2 separate regions of the Mus musculus genome follow, and region 1 is linked to region 2. The links are chromatin loops, found by intact Hi-C in ENCODE. Cell type or tissue: heart. All regions are shown on one strand.

Region 1 (8,000 bases), 61 kb after region 2:
TTTGTGCTTACCTTGATAGTTTGGGAGATACAATAGAAATTAAGTCCTGGGAAACTAGTGACAGCACACTCCACCCTGGGGCAGGGTGGAGCACAGCATTTGCATTCTAGGTCACAAACTCTTCTCTTCATTGTTAAAATATTTACTTTTATTACTTTAAAAACTTGTATTTTGGGGCTGGTGAGATGGCTCAGCAGGTAAGAGCACCCGACTGCTCTTCCAAAGGTCCTGAGTTCAAATCCCAGCCACCACGTGGTGGCTCACAACCATCTGTAATGAGATCTGACTCCCTCTTCTGGTGTGTCTGAAGACAGCTACAGTGTGCTTACATATAATAAATAAATAAATCTTAAAAAAAAAAAAGAATCCACAGTCTCTTAACTGTAGGTCCTGTAATTAAAAAAAAAAACAACAAACAAACAAACAAACAAAAACTTGTATTTTGTCAGGCGTGGTGGCGCACGCCTTTGGTCCCAGCACTTGGGAGGCAGAGGTAGGTGAATTTCTGAGTTCAAGCCCAGCCTGGTCTACAGAGTGAGTTCCAGGACAGCCAGGGCTACACAGAGAAATCCTGTCTCAAAAAAACCAAAAACCAAAAAAAAAAAAAAAAAAAAAAAAAACAACAACAACAAAAAAAAACAAAACCCAAAACAAAACAAAAACAAACAAAAAACCAAACTTGTACTTTGGGGCTGGAGAGAGTTAAGAACACTGACTGCTCTTCCACAGGTCCTGAGTTCAATTCCCAGCAACCACATGGTGATTCACAACCATCTGTAATAGGATCTGATGCCCTCTTCTGGTGTCTGAAGACAGCTACAGTGTATTCACATACATATAAATTAAATAAATCTTAAAAAAAAAAAAAAAAAACTTGTATTTTTCTTTTCTTTTCTTTTTTTTTTTTTTTTTTTTTGCTTGTTTGTTTTTTTTTTGTGACAGGGTTTCTCTGTATAGCCCTGGCTATCCTGGAACTTACTCTGTAGATTAGGCTGGCCTCAAACTTAGAAATCCACCTGCCTCTGCCTCCCAAGTGCTGGGATTAAAGGCGTGCGCCGCCGCCGCCACCACCACCACGCCTGGCTTGAAACACGTCTTTATATGGGAGGTAGAAAGAATGCTAACAGCTGGGTGGCAGGAACTCCAGCCTGTCATGGTGACAGAGGTTAAAAGCCAGGCAGGGCGTCACTCACCTACAGTCCCAGCACTTGGGAAGCTGAAACTAGAGAATCCTGATCTGTTGGGCGGGCGGGCGGGCGGGCGGGCGGGCAACACAGGGAGTTTCAGGGCAGTCAGGGCTACATCATGAGACCATCTCTGAAAACCAGAAAAATCAAGCAAGCATGCAAGGAAACATACAAACAAAAATGTGAGTTCAAAGGTTAACTGTTTAGGAGAGTGCTAACCCCAGGGTTGGGACCAGAAATGGAAGAGCTGATCTTGAGTTCCCTGTATGAGGAAAGGAATGTAAATCTGCTTGGTCAGCTGGTTTTCCACCTGGGAGTTACCCGAGCTTGATTGACTGCCCAAGGGAAGGGGGTAGAAGCAGAGGGAGAAGCCAGCGATGATCCTGGATCCTCAGGCGGTGCCACAGAAAGAGGACAAAGAGGACATGGCCACGGTTTTTTGTTGTTTTGTGTTTTGGGGGCGTGTTTTTGTTTTGTTTTTGTTTGTTTTTCGAGACAAGGTTTCTCTGTATAGCCCTGCTGTCCTAGAACTCACTTTGTAGACCAGGCTGGCCTCGAACTCAGAAATCCACCTGCCTCTGCCCCCCCACCCCCCAATGCTGGGATCAGAGGCATGCACCACCACTGCCCGGATCATTGGGGGGGGGGGGGTGTTTTGAGACAAGAATTTTCTATGTTCCCTGGGTGGGATTAATACTAGCTCTTCCTCCTACAGACCTGTGGCATGGGCCAGCTCAACTGAGTCTCTGTTGGGGGGGGGGGTTACTTTGTGCCTTTACACTGAAACCGTAGGTGACCCAACCACATGCAGGACTCTCTCCCATCCAAGAGTTTCTTCTTCTTCCTCCTCCTCCTCCTCCTCTTCTTCTTCTTCTCCTCCTTCTTTGTTTTTTCCAGACAAGGTTTCTCTGTGTAGCCCTGGCTGTCCTGGAACTCACTTTGTAGACCAGGCTAGCCTCGAACTCAGAAATCTGCCTGCCTCTGCCTCTGCCTCCCAAGTGCTGGGATTAAAGGCGTGTGCCACCATGCCTGGCTTATACAGGTCTCTTTAAAAAAAAAAAAGAAAGAAAGAAAGAAAAGAAAAGAAAGGAAAAGAAAAGAAAAGAAAAGAAAAGAAAAGAAAAGAAAAGAAAAGAAAAGAAAGGAAAAGAAAAGAAGAGAAAAAAGTAAGAAAAGGCGCTGGAGATGTGGCCCAGCAGTTAGGAGCACTGGCTGCTCTTCCAGAGGCTCTGGACTCCTAGCCCTCCGGTGGCAGCTCACACTGTCTATAACTCCAGTTTTAGGGGTGATCCAACACCCTTTTCTCACCCTGACACACTTGTGGTACACATACATACATACTGACAAAACAGCCACATGTGTAAAATAAAATTTTAAAAAGAAAGAAAGGGAGAGAGGAAGGGGCTTTAAATCTAATCTGAGAGAGAGAGAGAGAGAGAGAGAGAGAGAGAGAGAGAGAGAGAGAGAGAGAGAATGAATACCAGACAATGAGAAAAGAAAGCAAAGCCAGAAGTCAGCACCTGTCTGAGGGCCTACGAGGTCACTATTGTCTCACGTGAGGGTCAGGGCTCTGCATATCTGCCTTGATCTTCCCACTAATAAGCCAGAGCTGGTGGCGCGTGACTGCCCAGCTGTCTTTGATTAACTCCGGAGCTCTGCTCTAGAGCCCGAGTCCTCACCTTGGCGTCGGGATCACAGCAACAAAACAAAACAAAACCAAAAACAAAGAAAACAAACCAAAACAAAAAAGCCAACTTCTTCAGTCTGTCCTCTCAAAGGAGCGAGGTAGACGAGGTAGACACCTAAGGGTCCTAGGCTGTGAGTCATGAGGGTCCTCAGAAACACCCGGCATGCAGGCTGATGCTCTCTTTGCAGGGAAGCTGGTGAGGTAATGAGGCTTGACCTTGAAACTGAGCCCCGGGCTCAGTCTTAGGAAAGTAAGGCTTATCTGGGAGGCCATGGAGGTTTGGTACTTTTGCCACTAAAGCAGTGAAGGACCCCCGGCACACCAAGATGCGTTGCAATGAAGAACTCACACACCCTGGAGGGGCCGCAGGTGGTATGTGAACTTTGAATGACGGGGCAAGGGACATGTGCAGGCCATGCCAAAGGGATACTCACAGACCGCCAGCCTCCATTCTCATTTTCTCTCTTTCGTTTTTGTTTTTGTTTTTTTCAAGACAGGGTTTCTCTGTGTAGCCCGGGCTGTCCTGGAACTCACTCTGTAGACCAGGCTGGCCTTGAACTCAGAAATCAGCCTGCCTCTGCCTACGGAGTGCTGTGATTAAAGGCATTACCACCACGCCCAGCTGCCATTCCCATTTTCTATGTTCACACAGTTTGTAAGTTCTTTGGAGAGCTTCCAAGCGGCTGAGGCACATAAAGCTCTGAGGCTTGAATGGGCTGGAGAGACTGCATAGCAGTTAAGAGCATTTGCTGCCCTTGCTGAGTGAGGGCCAGGGTCGGATTCCAGCACCAGCATGGCGGCTCGCAAGCATCCGTAACTCCAATCCTGGGCATATGACGCCCTCTTCTGGCTCCTACTGGTACTGCATGAGTGTGGTGCACATACAGACAAGCAGGCAAAACATTCATACACGTAAGATAAATATGAAATAAAAACTTTCCGTGACTTGTTCTGTACTTGTGTCTGTCATTAAGTTCAGAGTAAGACACAATAAGCGTCAGGATCAGGTTTTTGGTTTTGAGTGGCAGTACATGACTTCTAATCCTAGCACTGGTGGATCTCTGAGTTCAAGGCCAATCTGATATACAGAGCAAGTTTTAGTATTTCCAGAGCTACATAGTCAACCTTGTTTCAAAATCAAGAGGAGGAGGACGGGAAGCAAAGGAAAACACGTGGGTGCCAGCATTCTTTAGCAATCTGTTTCTTATCTGCAGCTAGAGGGTGACCAGTTGACTCAAGCTCTTGTTACCATGGTTTCCCTGGTCAGCTCCTCCTCCCACAGAGATGGAGTTGTCTCTGGACTTGAATCACAGTTGACAGGATGATTTGATCAATAGATCGTAGCAGTAGTATTCAGGCTGTGAAACAATCCTGTGAAGTGTAGATGACTGCTTCGTCCAGCTCACAGTGAGCCTTCTGTACTGAAAGCAGGCAGAGCTGTGATTTACGGCCATCTCTGGCTACCTTTACTTCCTAATTTATTACCCTGCCAGACTCTCTTTAAATAAACTATTTGCTGTTGTTTCTGTTATCTCAAGACAAGAGTCTCTCTGTGTACCCCTGGGCTGTCCTGGAACTCACTCTGTGCATCAACCTGGCCTTGAACTCACAGAGACCTGTCTGTCTTTGCCTCCCAAGTGTCTGGCAAGGGGCTATTTATCTATTTAACTTTTTAGCTTTTTTAATGTGTATGAATATTTTGCCAGGATGTGTGTGTGTGTGTGTGTGTGTGTGTGTGTGTGTGTGAGAGAGAGAGAGAGAGAGAGAGAGAGAGAGATGGAAGAGTGTCTTAAAAAAGGGAAAGAAGCCAGGTGATGGTGGCGCATGCCTTTAATCCCAGCACTTGGGAGGCAGAGGCAGGCAGATTTCTGAGTTCGAGGCCAGCCTGGTCTACAAAGTGAGTTCTAGGACAGCCAGGGCTATACAGAGAAACCTTGTCTTGAAAAACAAACAAAAACAAAACAAAACAAAAACACGCCCCAAAAACACAAAACAACAAAAACCCATTTCATCAAAGAAGATATGGGGGGCAAGGGGAAGAAGAGCTTGTCTTGACTCTGGAGAAAAGTGAATGTCTTCTGAGGGAAGACATTCTAGGGTCCTGGGGTTGGCAGTGAAACAAGCCTCAACTAGCAAGGCAAGCTCTCTCTGGAGGTGGTGTGCTCAGGCGGAGGGATCAAAGATTTCCCCACAGACCAGGTTCAGAGGCCAAGAACAGCTCACAAGTAAAAGCTACAAGCCACCCAGGCACCGGGCACAAGCTGAGAGACAGTGCAGAGCTACCAAGGCTGTGCCGCACTGCTGCTCACTGGGACCAGGCACAGGGGGCGCCTCTGATAAAGACATCTGTTACCAGGCTTAGTGCAGGTCAGTCATCCTAGTCACTGGAGACACAGACAGCATGAGGTCATAACCTAAAGACCCATAGTAGTAGTGGTGGGACCCTTTCTCAAAATAAAAATTCTAAAAAAGGAGCTGGAGAGATGGCTCAGTGGTTAAGAGCACTGCTCTTCCAGAGGTCCTGAGTTCAAATCCCAGCAACCACATCTGTAATGGGATCTGATGCCCTCTTCTGGTGTGTCTGAAGATAGCTGCAGTGTACTCATATAAATAAAATAAGTATTTTTTTTAATTCTAAAAAAGAAGAAAAATTAAACTATTTTTCACCATAAGTTGTTTTGTTGTTGTTGTTTTGTAAATTGGGCTGAGAGATGGCTCAACAATTTAGAGCACTTGTTGCTCTTGCCGAGGATACAAATGCAGGATCAATTCTGAGAACCTGTGAGATGTCTCGCAATCATCCATAGCTCCAGTCCCAGAGCACCTGACCCTCTCTTCTGGCCTCCATGAACACTGCACGCATGTGGTGGTACACACACCTACATGCACTCACACAGATAAAACAATGAAGTCTAAACCAGGATCTATCTCCTGTAGACCAGGCTGGCCTTGCACTTGGTAAGTAGTAGAGGCTAACCTTGAACTCCTGACTCTCTTGCTTATACCTTCCAGGTGCTGGGTGGCAGGTGTGGGAAGTACCACGTTCATTTGGACGTAAGAGGAATAGAATTTTTTTTCCATTTTTTATTAGGTATTTAGCTCATTTACATTTCCAATGAATTTTTTTTTCCTGTTCACTAACTTCTATCCCCATCCTTCACGATGGTTGGGCTTTGTCCCTGCATCTGTAACTGTCACCAGCAAGCGTCCAGGCCCAGCTGCCCCCAATCTCAAGCAGAGTAAAGTCTGCCCCATAGGACACAGATCCACTCCAGGTGGTCTCTTCTCACAGTATTGTCTAGCCTAAACCCACAGGTTGGCAAAGCAAGCCAGAGGCATGACACAACGCACAGGCAGGAGAGAAGTGTTTAGACTGGGCAAGCAGGTAAATCAATATACAGACACATTTTAATAACACGTTAAGGTTTTAATGTGTGGATGTGTGTGAGGGTGTGTTGTGTGCGTGCGTGTGTATGAGTATGTGTATATGAATTGGAATTAACTCAGTGGATAAACTAAGACAGGTGACGTCCCAGCTAAAGAATATAGTGACTCAAGGGACAGACTTGAAGATGTCCAGAACGCCACCTTGCCACCTTTAATCCCAGCACTGGCAGAGGCAGGAGGAGATCGAGGCCAGCCTGATCGACAGAGCCAGTTCCAGGACAGCCAGAGCTACAAAAAGAAACCCTGTCTCAAAAAAAAAAAAAAATTAAAAAAGACATGGAGGATTCTACAGCTTATCAGAACTCAAAGCAGGTGATAGACTGGAAAGAAATTTATTTCTTCAGAATTGCTGAAATCTTCTGGTACTCCAGAGCCTGCCACGTGTCAGGAAAGCTAAGGGAAAGAATAGAAAAGAGGCACAAGAAAAGAAGGTCTCAAGAGCAGCTAAAGAGAGTCAGACCGCCCGCCCGCTCCCTCCCTCGCCGCCCGCGTCTCTGCAGCAAGGGAAGCCGCCGGGGAGGGGCAACACATAGGGCTGGGACTCAATTTAAAAGGCGGGAAAACCCATTATCAAAGGTCACAGACTGGCCTGGGCTCAGCAGAATGGTGCATGGTTAGTCTGTAACTTGGCCTGCCCCACCCCCTCTCCCGAGGGGTAGGGGGAAGACGAAGACGAGGAAGAAGGCTGGCTTCAAAATCAAAATTATCCCAATCAGCTGGGCATGGTGGCGCACACACCTTTAATCCCAGCATCCAGTAAGCAGAAGTGGGCTGATCTCTGAATTCAAGGCTAACCTGTTCTACACCAATGAATTACAGGCCAGGCAGGGATACCTAGTGAATCCTTGTTTCTTTTCTTCTTCCTTCTCCTTCTTCTTCTTCTTTTGGTTGTGAGCCTTCATGTAGTTATTGGGAATTGAATTTAGGACCTCTACTCGCTCTGGCCTTGTTCGCTCCAGCACAAAGATTTATTTATTATAAATAAGTACACTGTAGCTGTCTTCAGACACACAAGAAAAGGGTGTCAGATCTCATTACGGATGTTTGTGAGCCACCATGTGGTTGCTGGGAATTGAACTCAGGACCTTCAGGAAAGCAGTCAGTGCTCTTACCCGCTGAGCCATCTCACCAGCCCTGAGTCCCTGTTTCAAAACACAGCAGTATCACCACCAGTAGCAATAAACAAACAAACAGTGCTAGCTAGAATTGGAGAGATGGCCCGTTCATTAAGAGAACTGGGGCTCTTCCGAAGGACCAGGATTTAATTCCCAGCATTCGCTCTGCTAGTCATAGCCATCTGTAACACCCAATTCCAAAGGTTCCGACGCCCTCTTCAGGCCCCTGCTGGAAATGCATATACGTGCACAGCTATACATGCAGGCAAAAATCCATACATGTAAAATAATAAAATTAAATAATAAAATAAAATTGAGAGAGAGAGAGAGAGAGGAAGAGAAAGAGAGAGAGAGAGAGAGAGAGAGAGAGAGAGAGAGAGGAAGAGAAAGAGAGAGAGAGAGAGAGAGAGAGAGAGAGAGAGAGAGAGAGAGAGAGGATCCCGAGGTAGGCAGATCTCTGAGTTTCGAAGCTAGTTTGGTCTACAAAGTGAGTTCCAGTACAGCCAGGGCTACACAGAGAAACCCTGTCTCGGAAAACCAAGCAAAAGGAGCTCGGGCTTGCAG
Region 2 (8,000 bases):
AATTCTAATTTAGATGTGGTGGTTGAACTCCTAGGACAAGCACTATTGTCTCTGAATAAACCCTTCTGTGTTCTTTAGGCCCCAGCTCAGACCCCTCCACAGCTTCAGAGACAGAGTCAGAAAAGAGAGAGGAGTCTAATCGAGCAGGACCTGGTGACAGAGATCCCCCAAGCCGTGGAGAAGAAAGCAGGAGGCGGCCGATTGGGGGCCGGGGAAGGGGACCCCCACCTGTTCCCCGGCCTACCTCAAGATATAACTCATCATCTATTAGCTCAGGTATCAGAGCTGGGGTCATGGATGGTGACCTGAAGGAGAAGACAGTGGCCACCTGACTCCCCAGCCTCTTCCTTTTGTTTCACTAGTGCTAAAGGATCCAGACAGCAATCCTTACAGCCTCTTGGACACATCTGAACCAGAGCCTCCAGTTGATTCGGAGCCTGGTGAACCTCCTCCAGCAAGTGCCCGTCGTCGCCGTTCCCGCCGCCGCCGTACTGATGAAGACAGGACTGTCATGGACGGAGGCCTGGAGTCTGATGGTCCTAACATGACAGAGAATGGCCTGGGTGAGGGGCTAGCCTGGAGAATTCTTAGAGGTGTGATTAAGAATGAAGTATGGCCGGGCGTGGTGTTGCACGCCTTTATTCCCAGCACTTGGGAGGCAGAGGCAGGCAGATTTTTGAGTTCGAGGCCAGCCTGGTCTACAGAGCAAGTTCCAGGACAGCCAGGGCTATACAGAGAAACCCTGTCTGGAAAAACCAAAAAAAAAAAAAAAATGAAGTATGAGAGGGTGGGTGAATGACTCTTCTTTACTCCACAGAAGATGAATCAAGACCCCAGAGACGAAATCGCAGCCGCCGCCGCCGTAATCGTGGTAACCGGACTGATGGGTCCATCAGTGGAGACCGCCAACCAGGTCAGCTGACATACAGAATTGGAGCCTTTCTGGAACTAAGATGAAATGTCTCATTGGCTGGGAAACCAGGGTTGGATTCATTGGGAACCATGAAATCCCGAAGTTCCTGAAAGTCTTGATCCTGTGTCTTTCCTAGTGACTGTGGCTGACTATATCTCACGGGCAGAGTCTCAGAGCCGCCAGCGGCCCCTGGAACGCACGAAACCCTCAGAGGATTCTCTTTCAGGACAGAAGGTAGGCAATCAAGATACAGCCTACCCCACTTTGTTGTTGTTGTTTGTTTGTTTGTTTGGGGCAGGGACACAGAAAACTTTGCAAAGAAAGTTGAATTGACTGTATGTGATGGAGTTCAGGCTAAGCTGAGGGTAGAGCAGAGCCGGCACAAACAGAAGACAGGGCTGGTGGTGATTGAGCACAGGGGGGTGAGGGACCTGGCCTCCACGTGTGTCTGTAGTGAGAAGGAAGGCGTGCCTGCATCTGCTGTACTCATCAGCTGCTTCCTTTTTGTTTTCCTCCTGCTTCCTCTGTAGGGTGACTCTGTCAGCAAGCTTCCCAAGGGCCCCTCAGAGAATGGGGAGCTCTCTGCCCCCTTGGAGTTGGGTAGTTTGGTGAATGGAGTTTCATAAAACCTCCGGTCCACATCCCTCCTTTCTCCATCTCGCTTGCTGCCCACCACCATGGCCCTCATGGGTCCAACTGACCTGCGCTGGAGCTGCTCTTATCTACGGGGGAGGGGGGTGGCACAGCAGCTTGGGTCCCCCCCAACCTCCAGGAGCTAGTGGAGGGGTGTGTAACAGGGTCATACCCCTCCCTCTTGTCCACCCTACCCCCAGGGTGAGGGAGCCTCCCCTTCCCTTTCAGACTGGATGTGCCTTTATCCTCTAATGCCCCGACCTCTGAACACCCCCATTCTCCGCCTGTTGGTGGGGGTGCTCCTTGACCCACCCAGATTTGACAGTTCAGGGGGGCTCCCCTGCTATCCCTCCTCCCATCCTGTACCCCCCATTTCTGGGGCCTCATCACTGTGGAAGACGGGGATAGTGAGGGTATTCGTGGGTGGGAGGCATGGGGAAGGTTTTGGAATAGAACCAGGGGTATGTATGAAGGGGGGTGACAAGGTCTCCCAGGGGAGTTGGGAGGAAATAACCTTGTCTGGTGGATGAGAAGGCGTATTTATTTTTCACTGTACAGTATTTAAAAAGAGAATAAAAAAATCCAAATGGCCTTGTGTTTCCCATGTTGCCTTTGTCCCCAGTCTGGGCTGTTTAAATCTCTAGGGCTGACCGGCATTGGTCCCTGGCTCTCGTTCTATAGCCTTTATTATCAGCTCCTCGTTCTGTGTCAGGAAGATGATATTCTGGGAATGGCTGCATCCTTAATTCTCCGTGGCCAGAGGACCGTGCTTCAGACCTTGCTGTTTCTTCCCTCCCTTGGTTGTTGAGAGTTGGGCCACTCCTGAGCCCTGAGTCACAGGAGGATAGGCCAGGCTCCGTGAAGCTGGAGCTGTTCCTGGTAGAAGCTGAGAGTCTGAGCAGGCTGTTTAATCCGATTATCTGGGGCCTGGGGCACAGGCTGGGCCTTCAGCAGAGAGGAAAATAGGGTTTCCTCACCATAGCCTCTAGAACTCAGGAGGGCAGGTTGTATTTCTGGCCTGGTGTCACTCTAGCTCTAGAATCCATGTCACTGACCTCAGCTTTTAGGGGCCTCAAGGGTAAAGAGTAGTGACTATCGGAATTGGGAAGCGCCAGAGCTAGGTACAGTGCACTGCACTGTGGTGAACTGAACGTGATCCTCAGGAGGGTGTGCTGAATGCTTTCTCCCAGAAACCTTAGAATGGAGGAAATCGGGATTCTTAACTATGTAACTGCTGGGCAGTACTGGGCACACGCCTTTAATCCCAGAACTCTAGTCCGAGATAGAGGCAGGTGGATCGAGTGAGTTCAAGGGCAAGACAGGATTATTAGACTAAAGAAAGAAAGAAAAAAAAAATTCCGGTACCCAGGAGGCAGAGGTAGATGGATCTTGATCAAGTCCAGCCTAGTCTACACAAGGAGCAAGGAGTTCAGGCCAATCAGGGCTATATGCTGCACTCCCTGTCTCAAATAATTACACTTTAAAAAAAAAAGAAAAAAGGGATCAAAGGGGTAAAGAAACAGCTCAGCACTTAGGTAGATTTCTGAGTTCAAGGACAGCCAGGGCTACACAGAGAAACCCTGTCTCAAAAAACAAAAAAAAAAAAAAAACAAAAACCATAGCTCAGAAGGTTAGGTGCCCCCTGAGATCAGTCACGGAGATAGCCACTACCACCTCTCCACCTTGACCTGGGAAAGAGAACGGACTTGTGAAAGTTATCCTCTGACCTCTATATACAAAGTGGTGACACTTGTGCCCCACCCCATCCATAACCTTTTAAAAAATAGGAAGATTTTTAAAAAGTGTATCTGCAGGCCCAGAGGCATGTCCATGGTTTGGGCTTAAAGATGAAACTTGCAATACTCAGTGGCAATGGGGAACCTCAGGACTGGAAGTGGCTTTGAATGTTTTCATCTGCCTAGCACCTGCTGGAATGACTAAGAAAACAAAAATGGCCTTGAGTTTCTTTCCCCTGGGGCAGATCAGGGGTTTAAGGAGCAACAGACACCGGAAAAGGCTTTGATAGGGAGTGAGAGCTTCTTAAATTCTCCGGGTTTGATCGACCCTGGGAGCCTTTGGTTCCCCTTCTTGGGAAGGAAGTTACTTTAAATTGCTGGTGCTTGAGAATTGAGACAATTTTTAGGCCTGCCGTCCAGGCCTCCGGTGGAACGTTAGGGGGGTGTGGTGCCCTAGGGGGAGGTGTAAGGACTGGGAAGAACAAGACGCCTGGGTTTGCAGAAAGAAGAGGGGTGGAGAGAACCGCACAGCCACTGGGAGGGGTCTGGGGAGGAGTCAGCCTTTTAGAGGCTGAGTACAGGTGGGAAAGGCCTGTAGCACCTGGGTGCACTCCTGGCAGCTGTTGGGACTTTGTGGAGACCAAGAGCTGCACGCTTGAAACTGCAGTTTCAACAGAAGAACCCTGTCTCGCTGAAGCAGAGGGTAGAAAGAGCGACTGGTAGACCTGAGAGAACACTACCTCTCCGGTAAAGGGCTCCAGACAAGGATTCTAAATTCAGCTTCCCAGAGGTGACAATCGATCGCTGGGAGCAAAGTTTGGATTCAAGCGCTCTGGAAGATACTTAAGTACCCAAATATTCCTAGTCCAGTCTTCGCTCTGGGAGAAGGGCATTCAAGACGCCCTCTCAAAGAGGCTTCACCTCCAACCCATGGCGCTGACCAGCTCCTCACAAGCAGAGACTTGGAGCCTGCATCCTCGGGCTTCCACGGCCTCTTTGCCTTTAGGACCCCAGGAGCAGGAGGCCGGCGGGAGCCCTGGAGCGTCTGGGGGACTTCCGCTGGAGAAGGTGAAGCGGCCCATGAACGCCTTCATGGTGTGGAGCTCTGTTCAGCGCCGCCAGATGGCGCAGCAGAACCCCAAGATGCACAACTCTGAGATCTCCAAGCGCTTGGGCGCTCAGTGGAAGCTGCTGGGCGATGAAGAGAAGCGACCCTTCGTGGAGGAGGCTAAGCGTCTTCGTGCCCGCCACCTCCGCGACTATCCCGACTACAAGTACCGACCCCGGCGTAAGAGCAAAAACTCGAGCACCGGGTCTGTCCCCTTTAGCCAAGAAGGAGGTGGCCTGGCATGTGGTGGCTCACACTGGGGGCCAGGGTACACAACTACCCAAGGGAGCAGAGGCTTTGGGTACCAGCCCCCCAACTATTCGACAGCCTACCTGCCTGGCAGTTACACGTGAGTGCCTAATTGTGTCCATCTGTCTGTTCCATGCTTCCCACACGACCCCCTTCCTTGAGAGCTGGGTGGGAACAGAGGCCAGAGTGCCAAGTTAAACCCAAATCCACCCAAGCAGAAGCTACACCAGGCTGAGGGCCCAGAGTTCAGGATAGTGGCTGTTCCATCTCAACTAATGTGTCCTACCTCTGCCTTTTGGATGGCAGTTTCTCCTTGTGGCTGGCCCTTGTGTGACCCATCTTCCTCTCCCAGCCCTGGGGGCAAGGAGAGACCAAGCCCATCCTGTTGCTCCTTCCTGGCCTGCTGCCCCAGGAGGCAAACAGCCGTGCAGCACGCAAGCCGCCTGCTGAGCATGCCCCAACAGAACTACCTTGTTCTTTAAGTCACCCTAGGGTCCCATTCCATGCCTGCTGTACCCAGCAAGGCTGGCTGAATGGCAAGCTCTAACCCTGTCTGCTGCAAACTGGTCAGACCAGTCCCCCACGAAGAGTTGAGGACACTGCCCAATCGATTCAAGAAGACTAACCTCCAGACCCCATGTTTCTTTTTACAGCTCTTCCCACTGCAGACCGGAGGCCCCCTTACCATGCACCTTCCCTCAGAGTGATCCCAGGCTCCAGGGGGAGCTAAGACCCTCTTTCTCCCCTTACCTATCCCCAGACTCTTCCACTCCATATAATACTTCCCTTGCTGGAGCCCCCATGCCAGTAACCCACCTTTAACTGGCAGGGACGCCCAGGGCCAACCCCACAGACCCCTACAGATCTCCAAGGAACCAGAATGCACACTAAACACAATTTTGTACAATTAAAACCATGTTTCGGAGTCTTTTATTGTCCCATTTGTATTCTCTCCCTACAGCAGCAACCAGCGCCTTCACACACCCTTCCGCCAGGACCTGCCTCGGCAGGAACCTCCCCACCCAACCCCAGGGCCCTTATCTGAGTCACTCTCCCTCACCCCCAGAACTGGGCTCCAATAGACCATCCCACCCGGGCAGCACAGGGAAGCAGCCACTAGCTTCCAACCACAGTTTTCTAGGCTCTGTCCTTGGTCCAAAAGGAAGGTAAGTGGACAGGGCCAGAGCATCTGCTCCAGTAAACCAGCTGCTCACAAGGAGGGATCTGGGGAAGTGAGTGAGTGAAGGCAGGGCCTACACAAGCTTTACTGCTCCCACAACCCTGGCTCAGGAGGCTGCAGTTAGAGGAATGGAGGGTGCTTACACTGCACCCGCAGATCAAGTCATGTGGGGAGGACTCTGAGGATGAGTGGAAATGGAATTGTTCTAGAAGCGAGCTCAGCTCTATTGCTCCTTTTTCTGTTTGTGGGGAGCCTTTGCGTTCCAGTAGAAGAGGACCTGGGCAGCAATGAGGCCATTGCAGAGAGAAGAGACCACAAAGACTCCAGCCATGAGGGGGTCTCCAGTTTCCTGTTATGAGAGAGCACAGATCTAGAAAAGTTCCAAGACTCAGCAGAGAATGAGGTTTTAGTGCCCTCTAGTGGGCAGAAGGTGCACTCACCTGAACAGAAGTGAAGATTCGGGCCAAGGAGCCCCCAAACAGCATAAACACTGTAATGGCTGAAAGCTGGCCTGTGTGTCCGTTGCGGTAGTTAGTGGCTGCCTGAAGCAACTAGAGGAGACATTGATACTTTTGGTTCTCTCATCTGACCCTTCTCCGTGACCCGTCACTATTCCTCACGCCCTGCACACTAGCACTCCATAGTTGGAGGTCCTCCTCTGCCTTACACTAGCTCGCGCGCGTACACACACACACACACACACACTCTCACGTCCCTTTGCTTCCTACTTCCCCAGAGTACCCACCTTCCCCACCACCACGGCAGGTACATTGGAGGCCTGGAGCAGAGTGACTACAGCCAGAGGCGTGAGCGGGGAGAGCAGCGCCAGCAGGACCATGGCATAGCAGGCAAGGAAAGCGACTCCTGGGGGTCAGGGAGACAAGGAGTCCTCTTGAGCCTGAGTCCCCACCAAAGTTCCCATACACAATGCCTGCTCTCCAGCCAGTCCCCGGCACCTTTCACGGTCTCTCCTCTGTAGTGCATGACCAGGAAGCAGATGGCAACGGTCTGGAGTGTCAGGAACAGCGCTTCACCCCAAGAGCTGCAGAGTCAAGGGGTGGGAGGAAAAAGGCAGGCCTGGAAAAAGGCAGGGGAAGCCTCCATGCCCCGTCCGGCTCAGCTCTGGGATGAGCCTGTGCTTTTCAGTCTGCCACTCCCACCATGCCTGGCTCACGCAGGGAAGGCTCGCTCCATCCCCATATTTACTTATTAGAACTGCAGGTGCTGGGGCCAGAATAGCTCAGCAAGTAAGGATGTTTGCCTCTGAGTCTGATTGCCTACGTTCCAGCCCCAGGATCCACACACTGCAAGGAGAGAACCAACTCCTACAAGTTGTTCCGTGACCCCTCCCACCTCAAATAAACAAACTGAAAAGAAAAGAATTGTGGGGCTGGGCGGTGGTGGCACATGCCTTTAATCCCAGCAGTTGGGAGGCAGAGGCAGGCGGATTTCTGAGTTTGAGGCCAGCCTGGTCTACAGAGTGAGTTCCAGGACGGCCAGGGCCACACAGAGAAACCCTGTCTTGAAAAACCCAAAGAGAATCTTGGGGATTTGGCTTTGGGCGTGAAGAGTGGACCCTCACTCACCTGAAGGGGAAGTTGTTGGTGATGCTGTAGACCACGGTTCCGGTCAGTGCCACTAGCTCCAGCATTACTGACTGGAGACTCAGTCCTTCTGCACTCTTGGCTCCCAAGAGTTTAAATACCTGGGGCAGCTTGACTGTGGACAAAGCAGCAGGGCTGAGGAAAGGGCACTCTATCCCCAGCCTTGGCATCCTCAGCCTCTCACCTCCCTTCCCTTTACTCCAACAGCAGGAAGGAGCTGTACGTACCGAGAAGTGACCCAGCCACGATGCCCAGCCCGAGGCCTTTGCTGAGGAGAATCTTGAGGCAGGGAACTGAGAAGAGAGAGCAGTCAGCAGAGAGGCCTCTGGCGCCCAGGTGAGGGTTTGAAGTGCTCCTAGGAGCTGTTGCCCTCTCCCTCACCCGTGACCACCACACCTACCACACCAGTAAGTCTCTGGGGGTGGTAGGGATGACAGGGCAAACATCCTTGCTACAGACATCTTCTATTCAGACTGGGTGTGCTGTCACAACAGCTTCTTCCTTCCTGTCCCCCTTCCATTCCCTATAAATACACGTCTAAAATAGTTTTGAGGGCTGCAAAGAGTAGGGTTGTCCC

The links. Peaks named below come from ENCODE experiments on the same cell type or tissue, not always from the same donor. Only the 100,000 strongest peaks of a DNase experiment are listed, where the experiment ranks them.
Region 1: it touches region 2 in a loop (4-fold over the local background); 2 of 42 quality-filtered maps call a loop at or near these places.

Annotation. Positions count from the first base shown.
Region 1 is chr11:69,711,982-69,719,981 of GRCm38, forward strand. No RefSeq gene overlaps it. Among named protein-coding and RNA genes, the nearest start is that of Tnfsfm13, 20 kb to the left of the region's middle. In heart, CTCF peaks have their summits at 3,726 (motif pointing left), 5,472 (motif pointing left) and 7,664 (motif pointing left); no DNase peak of the experiment used is centred here; H3K4me3 peaks cover 1,180 bases; H3K27ac peaks cover 2,377 bases.
Region 2 is chr11:69,651,161-69,659,160 of GRCm38, forward strand. Fxr2 (fragile X mental retardation, autosomal homolog 2) reads left to right here. Exons shown (of 17, transcript NM_011814.2): 13 at 79-276; 14 at 363-563; 15 at 818-913; 16 at 1,050-1,147; 17 at 1,444-2,137. The coding sequence ends at 1,539. It overlaps Sox15 (SRY (sex determining region Y)-box 15), which reads left to right and starts at 3,877. Exons shown (of 2, transcript NM_009235.2): 1 at 3,877-4,739; 2 at 5,293-5,567. The coding sequence starts at 4,213. The coding sequence ends at 5,461. Mpdu1 (mannose-P-dolichol utilization defect 1) reads right to left here. Exons shown (of 7, transcript NM_011900.4): 2 at 7,651-7,716; 3 at 7,406-7,538; 4 at 6,776-6,861; 5 at 6,565-6,683; 6 at 6,260-6,370; 7 at 5,537-6,168. The coding sequence ends at 6,043. In heart, CTCF peaks have their summits at 4,400 (motif pointing right) and 6,237 (motif pointing left); DNase peaks (open chromatin) are centred at 4,561, 5,098, 6,151 and 6,401; H3K4me3 peaks cover 1,324 bases; H3K27ac peaks cover 2,406 bases.